Linked DNA regions of Homo sapiens: regions 2 and 3 are each linked to region 1. The links are chromatin loops, found by intact Hi-C in ENCODE. Cell type or tissue: Caco-2. All regions are shown on one strand. Region 1 has its middle 20 kb from the start of MOGAT2. Region 2 overlaps DGAT2-DT (DGAT2 divergent transcript). Region 3 overlaps MAP6 (microtubule associated protein 6).

Region 1 (8,000 bases):
AACATACATCTTGCTGCTGCAAAATACATGATTTCATTTTTTTTTTTTTTTTTGAGATGGAGCTTGCTCTGTTGCCCAAGCTGGAGTGCAGTGGCGCAATCTCGGCTCACTGCAGCCTTGACCTCCCAGGCTCAAGTGATCCTCCTACCTCAGCCTCCCAACTAGCTGGGAACACAGGCATGCACCACCATGCCTGGCTAATTTTTGTGTTTTTTGTAGAGACAGCAGTCTCACTATGTTGCCTAGGCTGGTCTGGAACTCCTGGGCTCAAGCAATCCTCCTGCCTCAGCCTCCCAAAGTGCATGAACCACCACGCCTAGCTTGATTTCATTCTCTTTTATGGCTACATAGTATTCCATGATGTATACGTACCACATTTTCTCTGTCCAGTCCACCATTGATGGACACTTAGTTTGATTCCATGTCTTTGCTGTTGTGAATAGTGCTGCAATGAACATGTACATGCATGTTTCTTTTTTGTAGAATGATTTCGTTTCATTTAGAGATATACACAGTAGTGGGATTACCGGGTCAAATGGTAGTTCCATTTTTAGTTCTTTGAGAAATCTCCAAACTACTTTCCACAGTGGCTGAACTAATTTACATTCCCACCAGCAGTGTATAAGCATTCTTTTTTCTCCACAGCCCAGCCAGCGTCTGTTATTTTTTGTCTTTTTAATAGTAGCCATTCTGACTGGTCTGAGATGGTATCTCATCGTGGTTTTGATTTGTGCTTCTCTGATGATTAGTGATGTTGAGAATTTTTTCATATGTTTGTTGTATATCTCCTTTTGAGACTTCTCGAAAGGAGTGTCTGTTCATGTCCTTTGCCCACTTTTTGATGGGGTTATTTGTTTTTTGCTTGTCGAGTTGTTTAATTTCCTTATAGATTCTGGAATTAGACCTTTGTCAGATGCATAGTTTGCAAATATTTTCTCCCATTCTGTAGGTAGTCTGTTTACGATGCTGATAATTTTTTTTCTTGCCGTGTGGAAGCTCTATAGTTTAATTAGGTCTCACTCATCAATTTTTTTTTTTTTTGCAATTGCTTTTGAGGACTTAGTCATAAACTCTTTGCCAAGGCTGATGTCCAAAATGGTATTTCCTAGGTTTTCTTCTAGGATTTTTATAGTTTGAGATCTTAGATTTACATCCTTAATCCATCTTGAATTAATTTTTGTACATGGTGAGAGGCAGGGGTCTAGTTTCATGCTTCTGCATATGGCTAGCCAACTATCCCAGCACCATTTATTGAATAGAGAGTCCTTTCTTCATTGCTTATTTTTGTCAACTTTGTCAAAGATCAGATGATCGTAGGTGTGCAGCTTTGTTTCTGAGTTCTCTATTCTGTTCCATTGGTCTATGTGTCTGTTTTTGTACCAATACCACGCTGTTTTGGTAACTGTAGCCTTATACTATAGTTTGTAGTTGGGTAATGTGATATATTCAGCTTTGTTCTTTTTGCTTAGGATTGCTTTGGGTATTTGGGCTCTTTTTTGGTTCCATATGAATTTTAGAAGAGTTTTTTCTAATTTTCTTCTATCTCTTTTATCTAATCAAATTGCTTTGAATATAAATATAGAAATAGCATTGAATCTGCAGATTGCTTTGGGAAGTGCAGCCATTTTAAATTATGTTAATTCTTCCAGTTCATGACATGGAATATTTTCCATTGCTCTGTCATCTCTGATTTATTTCAGCAGTGTTTTGTAGTTCTTCTTGTAGAGATCTTTTACCTCCTTGGTTAGATGTATTTCTAACTATTTTACTTTTTGTGTGATGATTGTATATAGGATTGCATTCTTGATTTGGCTCTCAGCTTGAATGCTATTGGTGTATATAAATGCTGCTGACTTTTGTACTTTGATTTTGTATCTTGAAATTTGACTAAAGTCATTTATCAGGTCGAGGAGCCTCTTGGTAGAGTTTTTAGGGTTTTTTAGGTATAGAATCAAATCATCAGTGAAGAGAGAATTTGATTTCTTCTTTTCCTATTTGGATGCCCTTTATTTCCTTCTCTTGCCTAATTGTTCTGGCTAGGATTTCCAGTACTATGTTGAACAGGAGTGGTGAGAGTGGGTATGCTTGACTTGTTCTTGTTCTTTAGGGGGAGTGCTTCCAGCTTTTGCCTGTTCAGTATGATGTTGGCTGTGGATTTATCATGGATGGCTCTTATTACCTTATTTTGAGATATGTTCCTTCAGTGCCTAGTTTGTTGAGGATTTTTATCATGAAAGAATGTTGGATCTTATTGAAAGCTTTTGCTGTCTATTGAGATGATCATATGGCTTTTGTTTTTAATTCTGTTTGTGTGGTGAATTACATTTATTGATTTGAGTATTTGAGCCAACCTTGCATCCCATGGATAAAGCCTACTTGATCATGATGAATTAACTTTTTTTTTTTTTTTTGAGATGGAGTTTTGCTCTTGTTGTCCAGGCTGGAGTGCAATAGTGCAATCTCGGCTCACTGCAACTTCTGCCTCCTGGGTTCAAGCGGTTCTCCTGCCTCAACCTCCTGAGTAGCTGGGATTATAGGCACCCTCCACCATGCCTGACTAATTTTTGTATTTTCAGTAGAGATGGGGTTTTACCATGTTGGCCAGGCTGGTCTCGAACTCCTGACCTCAGGTGATCTGCCTGCCTTGGCCTCCCAAAGTGCTGGGATTACAGGCGTGAGCCACTGTGCCCGGCCTGAATTAACTTTTTGATGTGCTACTGGATTTGGTTTGCTGGTATTTTGTTGAGGATGTTTGCATCTATGTTATTAGGGATATTGGCCTGTAGTTTCCTTTTTCATTGTGTCTTTGCCAAGTTTTTGTATCAGGGTGACGTTGGCTTTGTAGAATTAGTTATGGAGGAGTCTCCCTCTTCCTTGATGTTTTGGAACAGTTTCAGTAGAATTAGTACCAGCTCTTCTCTGTAGGTCTCGTAGAATTCAGCTGTGAATCCACCTGAGTCAGGGCTTTTTTGTTGGTGGTAGTGGTAGGTCTTTATCGACTGATTCAATTTTAGGACTTGATATTGGTCTGTTCAGGGTTTCAATTTCTTCCCGATTCAATCTTGTGAGGTTGTGTGTTTCCAGGAATTTATTCATCCCTCTGGATTTTCTAGTTTGCGTGCAGAGAGGCGTTCATAATAGTCTTTGAGGATCTTTTGTATTTCTGTGGGATTGGTTGTAATGTGACCTTTGTTGTTTCTGATTGTGCTTATTTGGATCTTCTCTCTTTTTTCCTTTGTTAATTTTGCTAGTGGTCTATTGATCTTGCTTATCCTTTCACAATATTAAAACCATATTATGGCTTTAATTTGTATTTCCCTGATGTCTAGTGATGTTAATATATTTTCAGTGCTTGTTTTATTTTACTTTTTTTGTTTTTTTTTTAATTTATTATTTTCATAAAGATGGCGTCCTGCCATGTTGGCCAGGCTGGTCTTGAACTCCTGGTCTCAAGCAATCCTCCTGCTTTAGCCTCCCAAAGCTCTGGGATTACAGGTGTTTGCCACCATGCCCAGCCTCAGTGCTTCTTTTACATATTTAAAAATTACATTTATCATTTTAATTGTAATCATAAACAACATGGTTATTAAAATTTTTGCATGTATTGATCTCCATTTAGCAACTATACTAAACTTCCTAGTTTTAGTAGTTCATAGGTTATCTTGAATGGCTTGTTCACATAATGACAATTTTGCCTCCTTTCTCATTTTTATACCTCTCATTTCTTTCTCTTATTCAATTGTTCCTCTTATATCTCTAGAATAATTTTTCTGACTTTAATGGAAGTGTTTCCAGTATCTCACCATTAAGCATAATGTTGACTTTTGGCATAAAATATTTAGAAACTGTACATCTACTGTTATTTGACTAAAAAAGTGTTTTAAAAATCAAGAATTAATGAATTTATCAAATACCTTTCAGTCTTTTTAGAGATGATCATGCCTTTTCCACTTTAATATTAAATTATTCTTGCCTTTTTGGTATAATATCAATTTGGTTGTGATGTGTTGTTCTTTCAATGTGCTTCAGAATTCTACTTACTAAGATGTTAAAGATTTTTTGCATTAATTTCATAAATAAGCTTGGTCTGCCCATTTCTTTGTACTGCACCTTGTTAGAATGGCCAACAGTATCACAATGACTATATTTATTCATTTATTAAAGAAAGGTCTTGCTTTGTCACCTAACCTGGAGTGTAGTGGCACAATCATGGCTCACTGCAGCCTCGACCTCCTGGACTCAAGCCATCCTCCCACCTCAGCCTCCCAAGTAGCTGGGACTACTGGCATCCACCATCACACCCAGCATTTTTTTTTTACTTTTTGTAGAGACAGGGACTCATCATGTTCCCCAGGCTGGTCTCAAACTCTTGGCCTCAAGGGATCCCCCCACCTTGCCTTCCCAAAGTGTTGGGATTACAGGTGTGAGCCACCATGCCTAGCCATGATGACTTCATAAAAAGCGTGTGGATGCTTACATTCTCTGTGCTCTGTAACGGTGCAAATGGAATTGGAGTTATCTCTTTACTACTGCCTTGACATAACTCACCTATGAATCATCTGCACCTGGGGCTTTTGGGGAGTAGCTTGTTGCCTACTTGCCAGAGAGATCATGTCATTCCCATTTTAAGACTCTTCAGTAGCTTCCCACTGCTCCTAGAATAAAATCTGTACTCCTTCCCAGGGCCTTCAAGGCCCTGCATAACCTTGCACAGGTCTATGAAACACCTCCTCCCCTGTAGTCTCCCACTGTTCACTGCCCTCCAGTCATACAGCTGCCTTTCTGGTCCTGAAACACATCAGGCGCTTCCCAGCCCAGGGACCTTTGAACTTGCTGGTTCTTCTGCCTGGAATGCACTTCTTTCAGCTCTTTACTTGACTGGTGTATTCTGTCCTTCAGGTGTTGCTTCATATCAGTTTTTCAAACAAGCCCTGCTTACCCCTCTTATCTGGTATGAGATCTGTTGTCTTTCATCACACTCTTTCCTTAATGTATCACTGATTACGCTCTATAATTATCTTGTTTATTTTTTACTTGCTTATTGTTTGATATCCCACTTTCCAACCCACTGTTGACTGCAAATTCCTTTGGGGGAATCCCCCAGGATTTTGCCCGTCTTACTTACTCGTTTTTTATTCCCCAGAACTGTGTTTGGCACATAGCAGATAGCAAAAAAAGAAAAGAAAAAGAAAAACAAACTAAAAACGTTGACAGAATGAATCAATCAAAGAACCCATGCAGGAGGGCACTGGGAGGAATAACAGTACTGTACCATTGGCAGAAAAGAGATAAGCAGGAATTAGCTAGGGTGGGGTTCAGGTTTGCACAGGTTTAGTTTCAGATGACAGCAGAGGAGCCAAGTAGAAGCTTCTGATAGACATTTGGAGATATAGGGATGGAGGGAAATGAAGAGGGTTAGGAATGTAGATTTTAGAGCGATCCTTAACCATCAATTAATGTCTTATTCACCCTTCCACTCTTCTATCAATGCATCTGTCTTTTCATCCACCTATGCATGCATCTGTTCACTGATTCATCCCATAAACTTTTGAGTAAATCATGAGCCAAGCCCTGGACCTCAGGGATGCGGTGACCAATAGACAGTCTTGGCCATCAAGACTACACATCTGGAGGGAATGGGAGGGGAGTACTAGACGTAAATTTAAATAGATTGTAGTAAGTAGTGCTATGGGGGAGCCACAAGTGCATCACAGAGGTTATAGTTGAAAACATGTACGTGAAAACAGAAGACAATCTTGAGGGCATGCCAAAAATTAGGCAGCACTGGACAGGAGAAACTGACAAGGGCTGACAAGCAAAGGAAAAAGTAGATCATGATGATAAAAGGAAAAACAGAAGAAAAATTATCTTTTTTTTTGAGACAGAGTCTCGCTCTGTCACCCAGGATGGAGTGCAGTGGTGCAATCTCAGCTCACTGCAACCTCTGTCTCCCTGGTTCAAGCGATTCTCCTGCCTCAGCCTCCTGAGTAGCTGGGATTACAGGTGCATGCCACCATGCCTGGCTAGTGTTTGTATTTTTATTAGAGACGGGGTTTCACCATGTTGGTCAGGCTGGTGTCAAACTCCTGACCTTGTGATCCGCCTGCTCGGCCTCCCAAAGTGCTGGGATTACAGATGTGAGCTACCGTGCCTGGCCAGAAATTATCTTACAGTAGGAAAAACCTGGGCTTTAGAGTCAGAGTGACTATGCGGTGAATCTTAGCCCTGTTTCTTACCAGCTTGGTAACTTTGGAGAAATGATTTATTCTCTCTGAGCCTTGGTCATCTTCTCTGGAAAACAGAGATAACAGTACAAACCTCATAGCAACGTTATGGGGCTGGGCCCTGCCTGATGCACAGGAGGTGCTCACAGATGACGGATGGGTGGTGGGGATGCTGCTGATGGTGGTGGTGGTGATGATGATGATCAATCAGGAGAGTGGTGACTGGGAGGCACTTTAGAGCCCCTGGTCCCTGCTTGTAGAGCAGTATGTTCAACCCTGGGATTTCTTGAGATGTGGATGTGAGAACATCACAGTAAGTTTTGGTGGAGAGAAGAGTGGGCCAAGTCTGTGCCTCCATCTTTTGCAGAGTGACTGCAGTTTGGATGGAAACTGGATACCAGCCATCTACTTTCTGGAAGGAAAATGCATTAGCTGCAATCCATTACACTGATTTGCTAACTCAAAATCTTTCATGATGAGTGCTGAAATTAAGTGATTACATTTTTTTCTATTTAAAAAAATATGCCTTCCCCTTGGACTTAAATAGTAAAATAGTAGGTAGGGTCAAATGCAATGGTCAGGGGAAATAGGTTTTAGTTAGAATCGATTTTGATTTTGATGCATATGGGGGACTGTGGCTTGGAACTTGGCCAAGAGGATCTGCTTTCTGCCTTCTGCACCTCTGCAGAGTGGCGGCACGCTGGACGTACTAGCGGTAGAAGTGAGGGAGCGGAGCCTATTGGGAATAGATCAACACGTCTGTCAGGCAGGTGAAGAGTGATAATACTACCTGCTTAGGCATCCAGCACTGTGCCCGGCACGCATCAGCTATAAAGCAAACAGACCTCCCAGCCCTTTCTCACATAGGTACCCTGACATAGGGTACCTCACATAGGCATCCCAGGTACCCTGGTGGCAAGGACTCTTGAAAAAGGAAAGGAAGCCAGGACAGGGTTGGTCAAACGCTGTGACCGATGAGATTGTGGGCCAAAAGTTGCGAGGGAGGAAACTCCTCTTTATCAAGTGCCTACACAGACTGCCAAGCATGGTGCTAGTGGTTTCATCCTATCACCCATAAGTTGGTATTACTTACCTCATTTTGCAGATGAGGAAATCAGGGCTCAGACGGGGGAAGGGACTTATCCCAAATCATGGAACTCATTCATATTGAACCAGCATATGAATCCAGGCTTTTCTGACCCCATAGCCTCCATTCATTCCCCAAAGCCCTGTGATGTTGGAGTGCTGGGGAAATGGCGTATTGAAAATAAGACTGAGATATGAGAGAGCCAGTGGCTCTGACCTCTCTTCACTTAGCTCAGAGCCATAAATTCTTAGAGAAGCCAAGCTTCAAGAGAGCTGAGTCTGAGCCAGCATCACTAGGGCGGGGAGAGGGGGTGGTGTCAGGGCTGGCAGGAGAGGACAGCAGAAGTATACCAGAGGGGGTTTGGGTACTCAGGATTTCCTGGATCCCACTGGAGAGGGATCCCCAGGCTCAAACCTCTTTCTCTCTTTTTCTCATCCCCAGGCCCTCTGTGACACAGCAGGTGTGGCCTGGATACCTATGGATGTGAGGAGCCTGCCACTCTCCCGCCCCAGCCACCCAGCCCTGGTGTGACTTAGCCCTAAGTTCTTTGGGAGGCCTGGCCTCTTTGCAGAGACCCAGGGACCTTTTATAGCTTCATGGCTTTGGGCCCATAAATTTTTCAAGAACTTACACAAATATTCAAGCCCTGATTTAAAAAAAATTGATGCTAAAATGTGAGCAGAAAACAA
Region 2 (8,000 bases), 66 kb after region 1:
GTGTTAAAGTTTAAGTGAAAGTTTTAAAAAGGGGTATGTGTGGTTGTAAAGAAGGCTTCTTGGAGGAAGATGCATCAAGACAGGACAGATGGACAGGGTGTGAAAAAGGGGGAGCTTGGGGAAGGGCTTGAGCTCAAGAGCACAGTGTGGGCAGGGACCCAGAGGTGGAAAAGCACGTTCAGGGGCAGGGCAAGTGACCTGATGGGCCTAGGGAGCTGGACCCACATTAGAGCATGGCGGTGGGAGAGGAGTGGAGGCGGCTGGAGAGAGTGGCAGGAGCAGGATGATGTGAGGCCTTGAATGCCAAGTTAAGGAGCTGGGGCCTCATCCTAAGAACTATGGGGAGCCACGAGAAACAATGGTTGGGTTCTGTGTTCTGAAGCTCATTCTGGGAATCTGGAGACAGGGGACCAGTGAAGAGGATAGTACAGCTGTCTATGCAAGGTGGCATGGCCCAAGGCAGAAGAGAGAAGGAGAGAACTGTTTCCTGGTTGTTGGGCATAGAGGTATCAGTGTGAATGTTTTTGTATGTGTCCATGAGCACAAGTAATCTTTCTCAGAGAGTCAGCCTAAAAAAAAAAAAAAACCCAACCCTATTCAGTTTCATGACCCAGCATACCCAGCAGCCTGGGGGAGGCCAAAGTTACCAAAGAAAGAGGCTGAGAGACATTCAGTTAAAGCCTGACTTTATAGTTCTTCCTCATCAACACCATCCTGCAAATTCACATTCATCTACAGGCTTTCAGGGTGTTTTAATCCCAGTTATCTCACCCAAAATATTTGCTTTTCCGCCTTTCTTTGTGTTTCCTGTATGCCTCATGTCAGCATCCTTGTTCAGGTCACTTACTTAAAAAAAAAAAAAAATCCATAAGGCCGGGCTGAGGTGGAGCCTGGAGTGACCAGGAAACCACTCTAGAATGAACTCCTACCTGAGGCAGCTCCTCCTCCCTAGCAGAGCCCACACTGGCCTGCTGATCACCTCCCTGCTCAGGACTCTGCTGATACCATAGACCTAGTCCTAGGCCAGTTTGGGAATCTAGAGAGGCCATTGAAAAGAAAACTGATATATGGATACCACCCCTCCTCGGTGACTCAATCGTAGCTCCTGACAACTCAGGGTTTTGTTTTTTTGTTTGTTTGTTTTTTCTCTTGAGGGTTACAGAGCATCATTTATAGAATGCAGTTTATACAACTGACCTCAGAATATGGCCAGGATTTTGCAGCTATTATAGAGCATGGTCTCTGGAGCCAGACCATCTCAGCTTAAATCCTGGCTCTGCCACTTCCTAAGCTGTGTGACCTTGGGCAATTTTTTTTAACCTCTTTGTGTCTCAATTTCTCCATCTGAAAAATGGACTCATATAGTATCTACTCCAAAGGGTTGTTGTGAGGCTTAACTAAATCCACCCATGTAAGGAACCTAGAATAGTAACTGGCAGACAGTAAATACTCACTGAAGTTTAACACCTGTTATATTGCCTGTTATAGTTCATGAAAACTGTTGCTTCTCCTTTTGGAAAAATCAGGATGGCACTAGCCCACCTCCAGTCTCCCAACGCTTCTCCAGCTGAACAGCATTTCCTAGAGATTACAGATTCTGTAATCTGCAGGTTCTCTGAGATGCAGTTGGAACAATTTAATACAGCAGAGCAGTCCCATGCTCCACTGTAGTCTCACTGCAAAACAGTTCAGCAGCGGTTCTCAAAATGTGGGCTTCAAACTAGCAGTATCAGCATGTCCTGGGAACTTGTTAGAAATGCACATTCTCAGCCTCACTCCAGAACCTACTGAATCAGAAACTCTGGGGGTGGAACCCAGAAAGCTATATTTTAACCAGCCCTCTGCTAATGTTTGAAAACTGCCACAGCATATTATAGCACAGTGGTTTATTTAGGTAGATATGGCGCAGTTCATTGCCCACTCCTTCTCCACAAAGTGTTCCTGATTCCCCCAGAACCCTCTTTTACTAACAGCTCTAACTTCCTCCCTGTATTACTGTTGTCCATGCTCAAAAGTGCTCAATCCTCCCTGGATTACAGGTTACCTGAGAGCAGTGTTGGGTCTTACACATCTCTGCACTGGGCAGCCCAGGGGCTGCCACAGGGACCTTTGCTTAGGAAAGACATGCTGAGTCAAGCGTGCAACATTTCCAGTTTCCTCTGACTAAGGCTACTATTACTGAGCCTCTGCTCCTTCCAGGACCCTTGCTCATACTGCATTTTCCTTTGTGAATTGTGGTCATCTCCTATGCTAAGATGCCTGGTTCTTTGTCATTTCTAGTATCCTCCAGTTCCACTGCCTTCTCAGGCATTTTACTCTTCTCCCTCCCTTTATGTTTGTTCAAAGCCCTTTGGAGAAGGTGTCAGAGCTCCAGGCAAACCTGTCACCCTAATCCTTATTTTCAATCATAATACTTCTACTGGTAACAATTTGTCAAGTACTATATGCCAGGCCCTGTCCTGGGCATTTTACATTCATTCATTCATTCACTTAGAGACAGGGTGTCTCTCTGCTGCCCAGGCTGCAGCGCAGTGACACGATCATAGCTCACTGCGGCCTCTAACTCCTGGACTCAAGCAATCCTCCCCTCCCCCTACCTTGGCCTCCTACGTAGCTGGGACTACAGACACATGCCACCATGCCTAGGTAATTTTTTTTTTTTGGGTAGAGATGGGGTCTGTCTGTGTTGCCCAGGCTGGTCTTCAACTCCTGGGCTCAAATGATCCTCATGCCTCAGCATCCCAAAGTACTGAGATTACAGGCATGAGCCATTGTGCCCATATGGCACTTTACATTTATTATTTTAGTCTTTACAACAACCCTAGGAGGAAGATACCTATTCCCATTTGGATGGAGCACAGGGAAACTGAGGCTCAAACACAGTAAGCAACATTAACATGTGGCAAGGTGGGGGCTTATTCAGTCTGGGGCCAAGTCAGGGTCTGGGTGGATGGACCAGGAGAAGGGCCTTGTCTAGGCATATGTATTCATATAAAAATGATCCACCAACAAACCTGTCCAGTGCCCTTGCTCAGGAAGATGGGTCTGACCAGGTGCCAGCCCACCAGGGTGCCTTTCCACAGTGTGCAGGGGGCATCCACCTGAATGCCCGTCTTCAGTGCATCCCCTGGCCCTGCACTTGCTATTCTGTGCAGCAGGAGTTTCAAACTGTGTTCCACAGAGCCCTGGAGATAGGGTGTGTGGGCTGGGCAAGTGAGAGACAAACCCTGAGGAACTGTGGGACCACCCCAGCAGCCTGTCATCCCTGTCACTTCTTGGGCTCTCAAGGTTGTATTTGAAGAAATGATTTCAGCTGGGCGCGGTGGCTCACGCCTGTAATCCCAGCGCTTTGGGAGGTTGAGATGGGCGGATCACGAGGTCAGGAGCTTGAGACCATCTTGGCTAACATGGCAAAACCTCGTCTCTAAAAATACAAAAAAAAAATTAGCTGGATGTGGTGGCGGGCGCCTGTAGTCCCAGCTACTTGGGAGGCTGAGGCAGGAGAATGGCGTGAACCCGGGAGGTGGAGCTTGTAGTGAGCCGAGATTGTGCCACTGCACTCCAGCCTGGGCGACAGAACGAGACTCCGTCTCAAAAAAAAAAAAAAGAAAAAAGAAAAAAAGAAATGGTTTCACTGCTTTTAAAAAGCTAGAAACTACTGCTGAATAATAATTGTCATTTTAGGTGTCTGTTTCTTCCCCCAGAATGCCCCTAAGGAGCAAGAACTGTACCCACAGCACCCAGCACAAGGATGGGGGGTCTCAGGAAAGGTCGGCCAGATAGAAGGGCAGATGAGAAATGAATGTACTGGGAGCTCTCTGTGTAATATCCCCTCCCCCACCCTCACCCCACCCCCCAATTCCTGCAGGGAAGAGGCCTTGAGAGAGTTGAGTAAGAAATAAGCAGGCAGAATGATGCAAGGGGAGCTGTCTGTACACATTGCAACAGAACTTTCTAAAACAAGCCTGGGGCTGCTCCCAAGGGTCTCAGTCCTGCCCTATTCCTCTACTGTCATCCAGACCTGTCACACAAGATAGGGCCAAAGGCCATTACCAAGCTCTGCTAAGGCCTGACCTTAGAGCTGGGAGGTCTGTGCTCTTGGGTTCTGGTTTGAAACCCGGAGCCATCTTCAATCACCCCCTTCCTTCCTTTCAGCCCTACATCCATGCCATCAAATCCTAGAGACTCTAAAGCTTCAGCATCTCTCAAAATCACCCTCGCTTCTCTTTTGCCTTGCCACCCCTTCAGTTCAGGCTCTGTCGTCATTATCTCTCTCCTTCCTCTCATCTGCCTCCCTCCCTTCCATCCAATATCACCCAGGTCCCTGTGGGTTGTCTGTGCCCCTTCAGCAAAGGCCACAGCTTCCATGTGGCAGCCCTCTCCGCTCAGCCCCCATTGCACCTGCAGTGTCCTTCTCTTAGTCCTTCAGGCCAGATCCCCTGTGAGGTGACTAGTCCTGGGCTACTGCACCATCCCTTGAGTTTTCTCTATAGCCTGCTTACATCTTTGCAAACAGTCTTTGTATTAAACTGTCCTCAAATTACCCAGTTTGGGTGGGCTGTTTCCCATAGGGACACTGACTAATATAAGGTAGAGGTAGTTAGGAAGGGTGCCATGGAGATGACAGTTAAAGATGTTCTTGCCTGGACAATGATCTTTCTAAAGCATAAAACTCCTGCTAAAAACCTCTATGGCTCCCCATTGCCCTGAGAATAAAGTCCAGACTCTGTAGCCTGCCACCCAAGACTATATACCATCAGGCCCCTGACCACAAAGCAGCAGCAGCATGTGGGGAAGCCACCAGGAAGAGGGAGAGTAGGGGGCTTGGACGTGGGAGGCAAAGACTTCCAAGAGGAGTGCAGCCATGCCACACAGCTGCTCTGGCTGGCAAATTCCTGTGAGTAAGGAGGCGGGTGAGTTTCCAGGCTAGAGGGCCATGCCAGGCTGCCTCTGCTTGCCAGAACCCTGCCCGCCCACTCTCCAAGTGAGTTGAGCACTGAAAGGAGTTTAACCCCAATGGGCCCTAGCCTTGTGGCATGAGAACTGGTTACATCCCAACCCCATCTGGTAAGCTATTGGATTCCCTGAGCTTTCATTTTGCCAACTGCAAAATGGGACTAACCTCCCAGGGCTGTGGAGGCGATGGATGGGAATTTGCTTTCGTCCAGTAGTTCTGCTGTTACAGGTGCTCCCTCTCCCAGCCTTGGGAGGCAGGAAAAGCGTACAGGTTTGAGGCTCTGGAAGACTTGGTGTGAATCTCAGCTTTACTACTTACTCCTTGTGTGATCCAGGACAAGTCACTTTACTTCCCTGCACCCCATGTGCAAAGCGGTGGGGGTGATCACCCCTTGTGTGGTGGCTGTGAGGACTGGGCAAGCTCACACAAGCCAGGGCCTAGCACAGAGCAGGGAGCTTGATACACGTTTGTTTCTGTCTTTCTACCTGTGCCTCTCTTAGGGCAAGTGTCCTCTCTGCCTTATAGGCTGGCCACTTACCCTCCTCATGTGTGCAATGGAGGAGCTAAGACTGCTATCACTGAAGCATATCTCAGAGGTGCATGCGTCAAACCTCTCACAAGCTACAAAGCTGCACGTGTAATCCCCAATGGCTGTACAACACTGGTGATTGAAGTGGGTGGAGGATGAGCCATCCTTGTGGATGCCTCTCTGCTCACACCCCTCCTTTGGTCCATCCCCCAACAGGATGAAGTCCAAGCTTCTTGGTGGGACCACAAAGCCCACCCTGGTCAAGCCCTTCTTGGAGGCATGACTTGACCGGTCTCTGATTTTCCCAATATACACATGGGTTGAGAGATGATGAAGGAAAGGTAACCAGGTCCTAGAACACATTCTCAAGCTGTTCTGCTCACACACCTGCAGGAAGGTCAGGGCTGGTCATTATAGGAGGCTAGGAATGTCAAGAAGCATGGGAGGGGGCCAGGAGAAGTCAGAGTCTGGTGTAAGTCCCCCTTGCCCAAACTCACACAGGGGAAAACAGTCCCAGGACACAGGAAGCTGCCATGAAACTTCCTTTCCAGGCTACTCTAAGTTTGGGTCTGGTTTTCCTTCCAAATCCAATTTGGACCAAGCTGTTTAAGCAGTACCCATGGGCATGGCGGCTGGAGGCCAAGGGGAAGGAGTGTTCTAGAAGTTGGGATGCCAGGGGCTGCTTGCTCTGTGAGGTGGCACAGAAGTAAGCAATTGTGCCTCTCAGCCCTTGGACTCACCTCTGCGTCCTCTCACAGATGTTCCCACACAGGAAGGGCCCAAGCTGGGGACCAGATTTTATGGCCCTATTCCCCAAGCACCCACCTCCACCCCAACAACCCAGCTTATCTTCCTTTTTTTTTTTTTTTTTTGAGTCTTGCTCTCTCGCCCAGGCTACCAGGCTGGAGTGCAGTGGCACAATCTCGGCTCACTGCAAGCTCCATCTCCTGGGTTCACGCCATTCTCTTGCCTCAGCCTCCCGAGTAGCTGGGACTACAGGCACCTGCCAACACGCCTGGCTAATTTTTGTATTTTTAGCAGAGAGGAGGTTTCACCGTGTTAGCCAGGATGGTCTCGATCTACTGACCTCGTGATCCACCCGCCTCGGCCTCCCGAAGTGCTGGGATTACAGGCGTAAGCCACCGCGCTGGGCCCCAGTTTATCTTTCTAACCCACCAATCCAATCAAGGTGCATCTCTGCTCACACCCCTCCTTTGGTCCATCCCCCCACAGGATGAAGTCCAAGCTTCCTGGCAGGACCCACGAGGCCGTTCAGATCTGGGCCCTGTCAACCTCTCCAGCCTCATTTCCTACCCCTCTTCTGCCTGTATCTTTCTTTCAGCCACACCAGGGTGCTCACAGGGTTCCTACCTCCAGGCCTTTGTCCATGCTGTACCCTCTGCCTGACACCTTTCCCCTTTCCCCCTGCCTCACAGAATCAGACTTCTCATCTTAGGTCTGCAGCAATATCACTTCTTCTTGACCTTCCCAATTTACCATTCCCTCTACTTCCTCTATGACTCTACTATACTTTTTCAGGGGGCAATCCACCTTGGACTAAGCGTCTATGCCGAGCTAGGCCCACACTGGGACATAGAGTGATGAGGTTCCTGCCCTTGGGAAACGCCTGGCTCCGTGGAGAGGCAGGCAGACAGTGACAGCACAGGGGGAAAGGCCAAACTTGGCATAGCCTTCCATGTTACCCTGTGCCACAGGCTGGCTGTCTTGGGATCATTGGCTTTAGGACACCATCTCTCGATTGGGTCTCCTCAAAGCCAAGGACTAAGTCCGATTACTCTCTGTGTCCTAACCAAGGCCGGGCCCAGAGAAGGTGCATAGCAAAAATGTGCTGAAGTAGATGAACTTGGGATCTGAATGTTTCAAATAGGCCTTGGTAACCCCAAATCTTGCCATTTAAGACAATGATCTCTTACATTACAGCACAGTGATAACACTCTTTTACATGCTGTGATTTCACTTCATCCTCAAATACTCAAGTGAAGTCAGCAAAACAGAAACTGTCACCTCCATTTCATAATGCAGAAAAGGAAACCTAGACAAGATAGCGATACTGACTTGCCCAGGGTGAGTGGGTGGGCCATGAGTTCCAGCCCAGGCCTCCTCCACAGGAGACCCTTCTGGAGCAGGCACGAGCCACAGACTGACCTGGGATCTTCCAGGCCAGCAGGAGTCTTGCCTCCAAGAGCACCCTCTCTGAGGAGAGGATGCCAGGATTTACTGGCACCTTCAGTATCCTCCTGGCTTCACTCCTCTTTGCCCAAAAACAAACCACACCTGTTTCTACCTCCCAGCCTTTGCACTTACCAGTCCCCATGTCTCCCCCCATCCCCCACATGTGGCATGCCACTAGCCTACCCTCAGTTTCCTAAAAGGCACTAAGATCTTTCCAGCCTCATGGCCTCACCACATGCTGGGAGCTCTGCCTGGAATGCTTTTCTTTCTACTCTTGGCCAATTCGGGCCTTGGGGCCCAGTAACACGGTTGAGAGATTTA
Region 3 (8,000 bases), 50 kb before region 1:
GCAGAGCTGGTTATTCACATTTGCCAGCACACTACTGCAGATGTCCCTCCTTTGTGTTTTATAGCAACCCAATCTTGCCTTGTTTTGTATGCTTATGAGCCTATACTATAAATCCTTGATTTACATATTTGTTTCTTCATCCAGAATGAAGGCTCCTTGACAGCAGGGATCCTGGATTTTCTAGCTTTACAACCCCAAAGATTAGTAAGGTGCTTGGCAAAGAGGAAAACCTTTGTAAATGTAGAAGACAAACCTCACTTCAACTGTGAAGTCTTTTCTGACACTCACAATTGATAGAACTAGCCACTACTGCACATCCACAGCAGTTTCCACACATCTCACAACTCCATCCTGGCAGTCCCAGAAATGGAACTCAGAAAAGGCTCTTGACTGTATATTGAACACAGTGATAAGAATAAATGCTAGCATTTCCTGAGCACATGTTATGTTGCCAGGCACTTTTCTATGTGCTTTACACACATTAACTCATTTAATCCCCACCCCTATGAGGTAGGTGCTGTTATGATACTTCTCACTTTACAGATGAGGAAGGTGAGGCTCAGAGAAGGTAAAGAGCTCCCCCAAGTTATTAAGGAGGAGAGCTGGGATTAGAACCCAGGTAGTCCAGCTCTAGCCCTCAATGAGTGAATGGATGAATAGATGGATGATTTGAAAAGCAGCCCGTCTCTTAGGCAGTTTCTGATTCTATATATACCAATTTGCATTTCAACATCTTAGAAAACAATTCTATTCTTAGAGGTGCATGGTTACAAACTTATTTTTCATTTTTTGAGGTCTTTCTCAAGGCTTGGGACAGGGCAGAATTCTCCCAATCTGCTCGGGAGTGCTAAACATTGGTTCCAGGGCCCCTCTTCTCCAGTTTTCTACTGATGGATTTGGCAAATACTCTTCCCAGGGCCTGATTTTGCAATAGTGTATAAATCACTACCATAAAGGGCACATGATCTAGGGAGGGGAAGACATAGGCTTCAGAGTACCAATTCAGGAAAATTAAGCCTTTAGTTATTAGCTGTGTGATACTGGGTAAGGTATTCAACCTCTCTGAATCTATCTATCTGACAGAGTTGTGACGACTAGATATAATGTACACAAAGCTGTTACCATTATTTTTACTACCACAACTACTGCTGCTAATAGTTAATATTTATGGTATTAATTTTGTTATGTGTCAGGTACTAATCCAAGCAGTTTATATAGTAATTCACTTAATCCTAAAAATAATTTTTCATGGTAAATGCCATTATTATCTTTATTATCTCTTAATACCAGAGGTATTAAGTCACAGAGCCTGGATTCAATCCAGATGTGCCTGATACCAAAGTTTACCAGTACACAGTATTTATTCATCCACTACAATAGACTATGACAAAAACTTTGCAATATTGTACTGGTATTCCTAGACAGTGATATAAGACAAAATTGAAGAAATAAGAGGAAGAAAGATTGTAAAGGCAGAGACAATATTGTCATCATTTGCAGATAATACAATGATTTATATAGAAAATCTAAGAAAGAAAATTTGGTTGACTGAGTTAAGCTCCCCTCTCCCCCACAAAATGCATAGAAATGCTACATAAAATATAGTAAAATATAATAAGTCTTTTTTATATTCATAGATGAGCTCCAAAGAAAGAGAATCTTCAGATGCAGGAAACCCTGAATCAGAGCAGTAAAGGCAGCTAAAAGCTGAAATACCTCTGGAACTGGTCGAATGAGACACCTAAAAATTGTACGCCACAGACCTAGGCATGGATTCCATACAGGAACAACACCTAAACCCAAGAGGGCAGCTGTTGCAGCATCCAGTTCATCTCAAGGATTTCAATGAAGGCACCTCTGAGTCAGAGCAGTAAACGTGAGAAGTGACTGCACTGCTGCCGAGAGGACACTTTGGACCCCAGTATCAGCTCTAACGGCAAGGCAAGGAGAAGAGACCTGGCCCTCTGTAGAATGGGGAGTGGGAACTGAAACTCATGCATGAAGCAGGGCCACAAAGGTTGCCCCACGGTGTAATGGAGTCACTGGCCCAGGGAAGTCTAAGGATGTCCCTTTCTGTTTAGGGTTCTGGGTGGGGGTGGGATGGAGTCGGGGAACCTGCCACTATCCATCAAAACCCTAAGTGAGAGTCATGCATGGGTGTGGAATCCCTATTTGCAGCACCCACAGAGTACAGAATTTCCAAGCTGAGGAATTAAGGTAAAAATGAACCCCAGACCAGTGAAACCCTGAAATATTTCTCAGGAATGAAAGCACAATTGCTCCAGAGGGCCATTTTCACAATCCACAATAAAAACTTAAAACCATATGAGGAAATGATCTGCCATGAGGATTAACATCCAAAGAACTTGAGAAAACATCTAACTTAGACTACAAAATAAATGTGTTTAAAAAGCTTAAAGACTTAAACAAAAAAGAAAACATAGTGAAACAATAGGACATGATGAAGAATACACATATTTGAAAAATCAAACAGAACTTCTAGAAATGAAGTATCATAGAAATTACAATTTTACTGAATGAGGTACATATCCTATTTGAGAAAATTAGTGAAAGACTGAGAAAATTTCCCAGAATGAAGCACAAATAGATAAGATATATGAAAAATAAGGAGTGGTTTAAAGACGAGGAGGATATATTGAGAAGAAATAAAATATGTGTAATACAAGTTCTAGGGGAAAGAATAGAGAAATAAAGAGAGGCATTATTCAGGGATACTAGATGAGAAATTCATGGAATGGAAAAAGTTACATGTCTTCAAATTCAGGAAAATAACTAGTCTCAAGCATGATCCATAAAAGCAAGTCCATACTTAGATGCATAATAGTGAACTGCAAAACAGCAAACACAGAGAGAAATCTTAAAACAAAGAGGAAAGATTCCATAGGAAGGAAGGACAATTACAGTGATAGCAGACTTCTCACAGGCAACAGCAGAGGCCAGCATACCATAGAATGGTATCTTCAAAGTGCTAAGAAAACATTATTGTCTTTCTAGAATTCTTCTCTCAGTGATACTATCTCTAAAGCAGGAGAGTGAGATAAAGATCCTTCAGGCAAAGGCCATATTTTCAGCAGAAAAGAGTGGGATTCAAGAAGCAACGGCTGGCTGGGCTTGGTGGTTCACGCCTGTAATCCCAGCACTTTGGGAGGCCGAGGCAGGCGGGTCACTTGAGCCCAGGAGTTCAAGACCAGCCTGAGCAACATGGTGAAAACCCATCTCTATTAAAAAAAAAAAAAAAAAAAAAAAAGGCAAGAGCAGTAGCTAATGCCTGTAATCTCAGCACTCTGGGAGGCCGAGGTGGGCGGATCACCTGAGGTTGGGAGTTCGAGGCCAGCCTGACATGGAGAAATCCCATCTCTACTAAAAACACAAAATTAGCTGGGTGTGGTGGCACACGCCTGTAATCCCAGCTAATCGGGAGGCTGAGGCAGGAGAATCACTTGAACCCAGGAAGTGGAGGTTGAGGTGAGCCGAGATGGCACCACTGCACTCCAGCGTGCGCAACAAGAGCAAAACTCCATCTCAAAAAAAAGAAGCAATGGTGAGTAAAATATTAGTAGATATGGGGGCAAATCTAAATAAGCATTGGGTATAAAAATTGTATTACTAATTATTTCTAAATTGAGGATTTATAAAGCAAAGATGAGGTAAAATATAAGACAAGAAAAACATGGAAATTGGGAGCAGTAGAGCTTGATTAATTTGAAACTTTTTTTTTTTTTGAGACAGAGTCTTGCTCTGTCACCCAGGCTGGAGTGCAGTGACATGATCTCAGCTCACTGCACCCTCCGCCTCCCAGGTTCAAGTGATTCTTCTGCCTCAGCCTCCCAAGTAGCTGGGATTACAGGCATGTACCACCAGGCCCAGCTAATTTTTGTATTTTTAGTAGAGACGATTTTTTTTTACCATGTTGGCCAGGCTGGACTCAAACTCCTGACCTCAAAGTGATCCCCGCCTTGGCCTCCCAAAGTGTTAGGATTACAGGCATGAGCCACTGTGCCCGGCTGAAACTTACTTTTTAATTCTTAAATAAAAATAAGAATAGCTACTAAAAAAAAAACCCACCTGATCAAAAAAAAAAAAAAAAAAAACCCACAAAAATGAATGTGTAACTTCCACGTAGAAGGGAATACAGAAAAATGTTCAATAGAAGACAGAAATGCATCGAAAAGGAGTAAAGAAAAAGAATCAAAGGAGAAAATATTAGAATTAATAAAAGAATTAGCAAGTTCAAAGGTAAAAGACATAACAACGCTGTTCCTACATACCGCAACAACCAAGTAGAAATGATAACAGAAAAAAACTCATTCATAATAGCAACAAAATCTAGAAAACGTATAGGAAAAATCCCAAGGAAAAGAGACCTTTTTGAAGAATATAAAAGAAGACTTGAGGAAAGGGAATGACATCTTGTTTATGCATAGAAAGACGCAGTATTATAGAGATGTTAATCCTCAGATTAATCTATAAATTTAACCTGAGGCCAATCGAAATCCCAACAGTATTTTTTTGCAGTACTTGAGAACTGAGTCCAACATAAATACGAAAGGATAAATGTCTGAGAAAGGCCAAGACAATTCTGAAAAAGAACAACCAAAAGAGATCTGTCCTGTTAAAAATCAAAGCGTATTACAAAGCTATGACAAATAAGTGTGGCATTTTTTTTAGAAAAAGACAAACAGACCAATCCAACAAAATACAGAGCCCAGAAACAGATCCAGAAACAAATGAGGGAACTTGCTATATAATAGTGGGAACTTTTTTAATCAAGGAAAAAAGAATTACCTGTCAGACAAATAACGGATTTGGGATACTTGACTTCCCACATACAAGAAACACAGGAAATTGTACTCTATCTCACACTATACACAAAATTGAACTCCAGATGTATTACACATCTAGATGTGAAAAACAAAATTTAAAACTATTAGAAGAGGTTGGGTGCAGTGGCTCAAGCTTGTAATCCCAACACTTTGGGAGGCCAAGGCAGGTGGATAGCTTGAGCCCAGGAGTTCAAGACCAGCCTGAGCAACATAGTGAGACCTCGTCTCTACCAAAAATAATTTTAAAAACTAGCCAGGTGGAGTGGTGCATGCCTGTGGTCCCAGCTACTCAGGAGGCTGAGGCGGGAGGATTGCTTGACCCTGGAAGGTCGAAACACAAATGAGCTGTGATTGAGCCACTGTACTCCAGCCTGGGCAACAGAGTGAGACCCTGTCTAAAAACAAACAAACAAACAAACAAACAAACAGAAAATTATTGGAAGAAAATAGTGCCTTTATAACTTTGGGATAGTGAAGCATTTCTTACATTAGCAATAAAAAATAAATGATAAAGGCAAGGACTAAGTCCACTGAATACACTAAAATGAAAAATTTCTGCATGACGAAAGATACTATAAACAAAGGTAAAAGACAAACCACAGAAAAAAGATTAGTAATCAGAATCAATGCAGGCAAGTAAGAAAAAGATAACACCTGAATAGGACAATGGGAAAGGGTAGGAATATGCAATTCACAGAAGAAGAAATGCAAATTGTGTATAAACACATGGAAAGTTTCTTAATTTGACTCAAAATCAGGGAAATATGAAGTAAACAAAACATTTCCATATTATGAAGTTGGCAAAAATTTTTAAGTCTGACATTATAAGACAAAGGGGGTACTTTTATATACTATTAGTTGAAGTATAAATGGGTCCAGCCAGTAAAAAGAACATTTTTTCAACATTTAATAAAATACAAAATGTGCATAACCCAACACCCAACAATTTCTCTTCTAACCCTTTAATATATTCACAGCTAGACATGTATAAGGATATTCACTGCAACATTGCTTGTGATAGTAAAAATGTACAAAAACCTAAACATAAATAGGGAAATAAATAATATGTGATATTGTCATATGATGGCAGATTTATACAGCCATTAAAAAGAACGATCTGTATATGTATGGGTATTTACGTATATGTGTGTGTTTGCATTTTCTCAAGATATGTGATGTTGGGTGAAAAAAACAAAGTGACAGAATGATACACAGTGTAGGATGCCATGTCAGAAAGCACACATAAATGCAAGGCCTTACACAGCTCATGGATGAAGAGGTATACATGAAAGTATACCTCTTTATAACAGTGATGACTGCCCAGGGGGCAAGGGAAGAAGCAGAATGGGTCTGGGCCTAGTGGGGGGGAAAAATAACAACTTTACCTGAAAAAATATTTTTTAATACAATAAAAGACTAGAAGAAAATATGATTTATTTATTTATTTATTTATTTTTGAGATGGAGTCTTGCTCTGTTGCCCAGGCTGGAGTGCAGTGGTGCAATCTCGGCTCACTGCAACCTCTGCCGCCCACGTTCAAGCGATTCTCCTGCCTCAGCCTCCCAAGTAGCTGGGATTACAGTCACGCGCACCACCACACACAGCTAATTTTTGTGTTTTTAGTAGAGACAGGGTTTCAGCATCTTGGCCAGGCTGGTCTTGAACTCCTGCCCTCGTGATCCACCCATCTAGGCCTCCCAAAGTGCTGGGATTACAGGTGTGAGCCACCGCACCCAGCCTCAAATATAATAAAACGTTAATTTTTAAAATTATGGATAGTGAAAATATGTGTGTTTTACCCTTCTTAGTGATGTATTTTTGTTAAGTTCTCCAAAAAAACCCAGAAAATGCTTTGAGGATTTATTGGAGCAGGCACCATCAGACACTTAAGCGGGAATGAGAGCAGTATCGAATGGATGGAATTGATTCTTTGGCCATGAGCTCCCTCCCTCTTCAATGTCATCGGATTTTCAGATCCGTCGTGCTCCTTCCTGTGTTCCCCACTCCAACGTGAGACCATGCTTTGACATCACGCACCCAGGCCTTTACAGGGATCTCTGAGTGTGGCACCGTAGTGCTGGGAAGGACTCCCCAAAAAATTGGGCCAACCCCTAGTAACAGATGAGGACAATGAAGCAGGAAGGAGAGACTTGTCTAGGGTCACATAGGAGGCAAAGCTGGCCTCAAGGTTCATCTTTAACCTTAGGCTCTGCTCCAACACCACTTCCTCAGATGACAGATCCAACTCCTCACCTAGGTTAGCCTGTCAGCTCCCATTAAATGCTCTGTTAGCACCTTGTACTTTCCCTGCCAAGCATTTATCACAGCTAAATTTAATAATTAGTTATTGAAATGCACGCTTGACACCTTATCTGTCATTACACTGCTCATTCCATGATGAATTTTGTCTTGTTCATGGCTGTAATCCAAGAACATAGTTCAGAGTCTGTTCCCTGAGTGACTGCTCTCTTGGTGTCTAGACTGGTGTGCATTCAGATTCCATGCTCACCTCTGAGTATTAATATTTAGGAATTATAACTGCAAGGACCTAAGAGTTTACACATGTTCGTATCCTATATCCTATGGCATGTATCATACTGCCCTATTTTCTGAAGGAGGAAATTGAGGCTCAGAGACTTGAAATAACTTTACCAAGGTCACAGAAATAGTAAATGGAAAGGCTGGAATTTAAGCTGAGGTTTTCTGATCCCAAGCCATTTGATCGGTCCATTGCACCATGGCTACCAGATGAGTAGCTGTGATTACTAATTTCTCTTGTGTTCCTTACCTTTTCTTCAGAACACTTCTCCCTTCCATCACACACTCCTAGCCCTAAAGACCTTCCTTATTTAAGAGCATTCATGCTTCTGCTGCTCTGTCCTCTCCTCCTCACCCATCAGCACCACAATCCCCATCATTATCATCATCTTCATCATCACATTTCTCCCTACTATTGAAGTAGGAGCTGACACAGAGTAAATCAGCATGTCCCAATCCCTGGGGATATGACCCCAATCTGGGGATATGACTTCATAGTCATATCCCCAGAGCCTAGCTCAGAGTCTTGTTTGTAGGAAGAGCTCAACAAATATGAATTGAATGAACAAGTGACTAAAGTAATGCATTCTACCAAGGGCTTGCAAAGAATCTCATTCT

The links. Peaks named below come from ENCODE experiments on the same cell type or tissue, not always from the same donor. Only the 100,000 strongest peaks of a DNase experiment are listed, where the experiment ranks them.
Region 2: it touches region 1 in a loop (4-fold over the local background); 21 of 110 quality-filtered maps call a loop at or near these places.
Region 3: it touches region 1 in a loop (6-fold over the local background); 2 of 110 quality-filtered maps call a loop at or near these places.

The regions. Positions count from the first base shown.
Region 1 is chr11:75,693,556-75,701,555 of GRCh38, forward strand. No RefSeq gene overlaps it. Among named protein-coding and RNA genes, the nearest start is that of MOGAT2, 20 kb to the right of the region's middle. In Caco-2, no CTCF peak of the experiment used is centred here; a DNase peak (open chromatin) is centred at 4,796.
Region 2 is chr11:75,759,121-75,767,120 of GRCh38, forward strand. It overlaps DGAT2-DT (DGAT2 divergent transcript), which reads right to left. Exons shown (of 4, transcript NR_046090.1): 2 at 5,123-5,873; 3 at 3,015-3,424. Among named protein-coding and RNA genes, the nearest start is that of DGAT2-DT, 5.5 kb to the right of the region's middle. RefSeq lists an enhancer at 7,435-7,654. In Caco-2, no CTCF peak of the experiment used is centred here; DNase peaks (open chromatin) are centred at 941 and 3,961.
Region 3 is chr11:75,643,256-75,651,255 of GRCh38, forward strand. The region is part of intron 1 of MAP6 (microtubule associated protein 6); the gene reads right to left. Among named protein-coding and RNA genes, the nearest start is that of MAP6, 22 kb to the right of the region's middle. In Caco-2, no CTCF peak of the experiment used is centred here; DNase peaks (open chromatin) are centred at 1,896 and 3,126.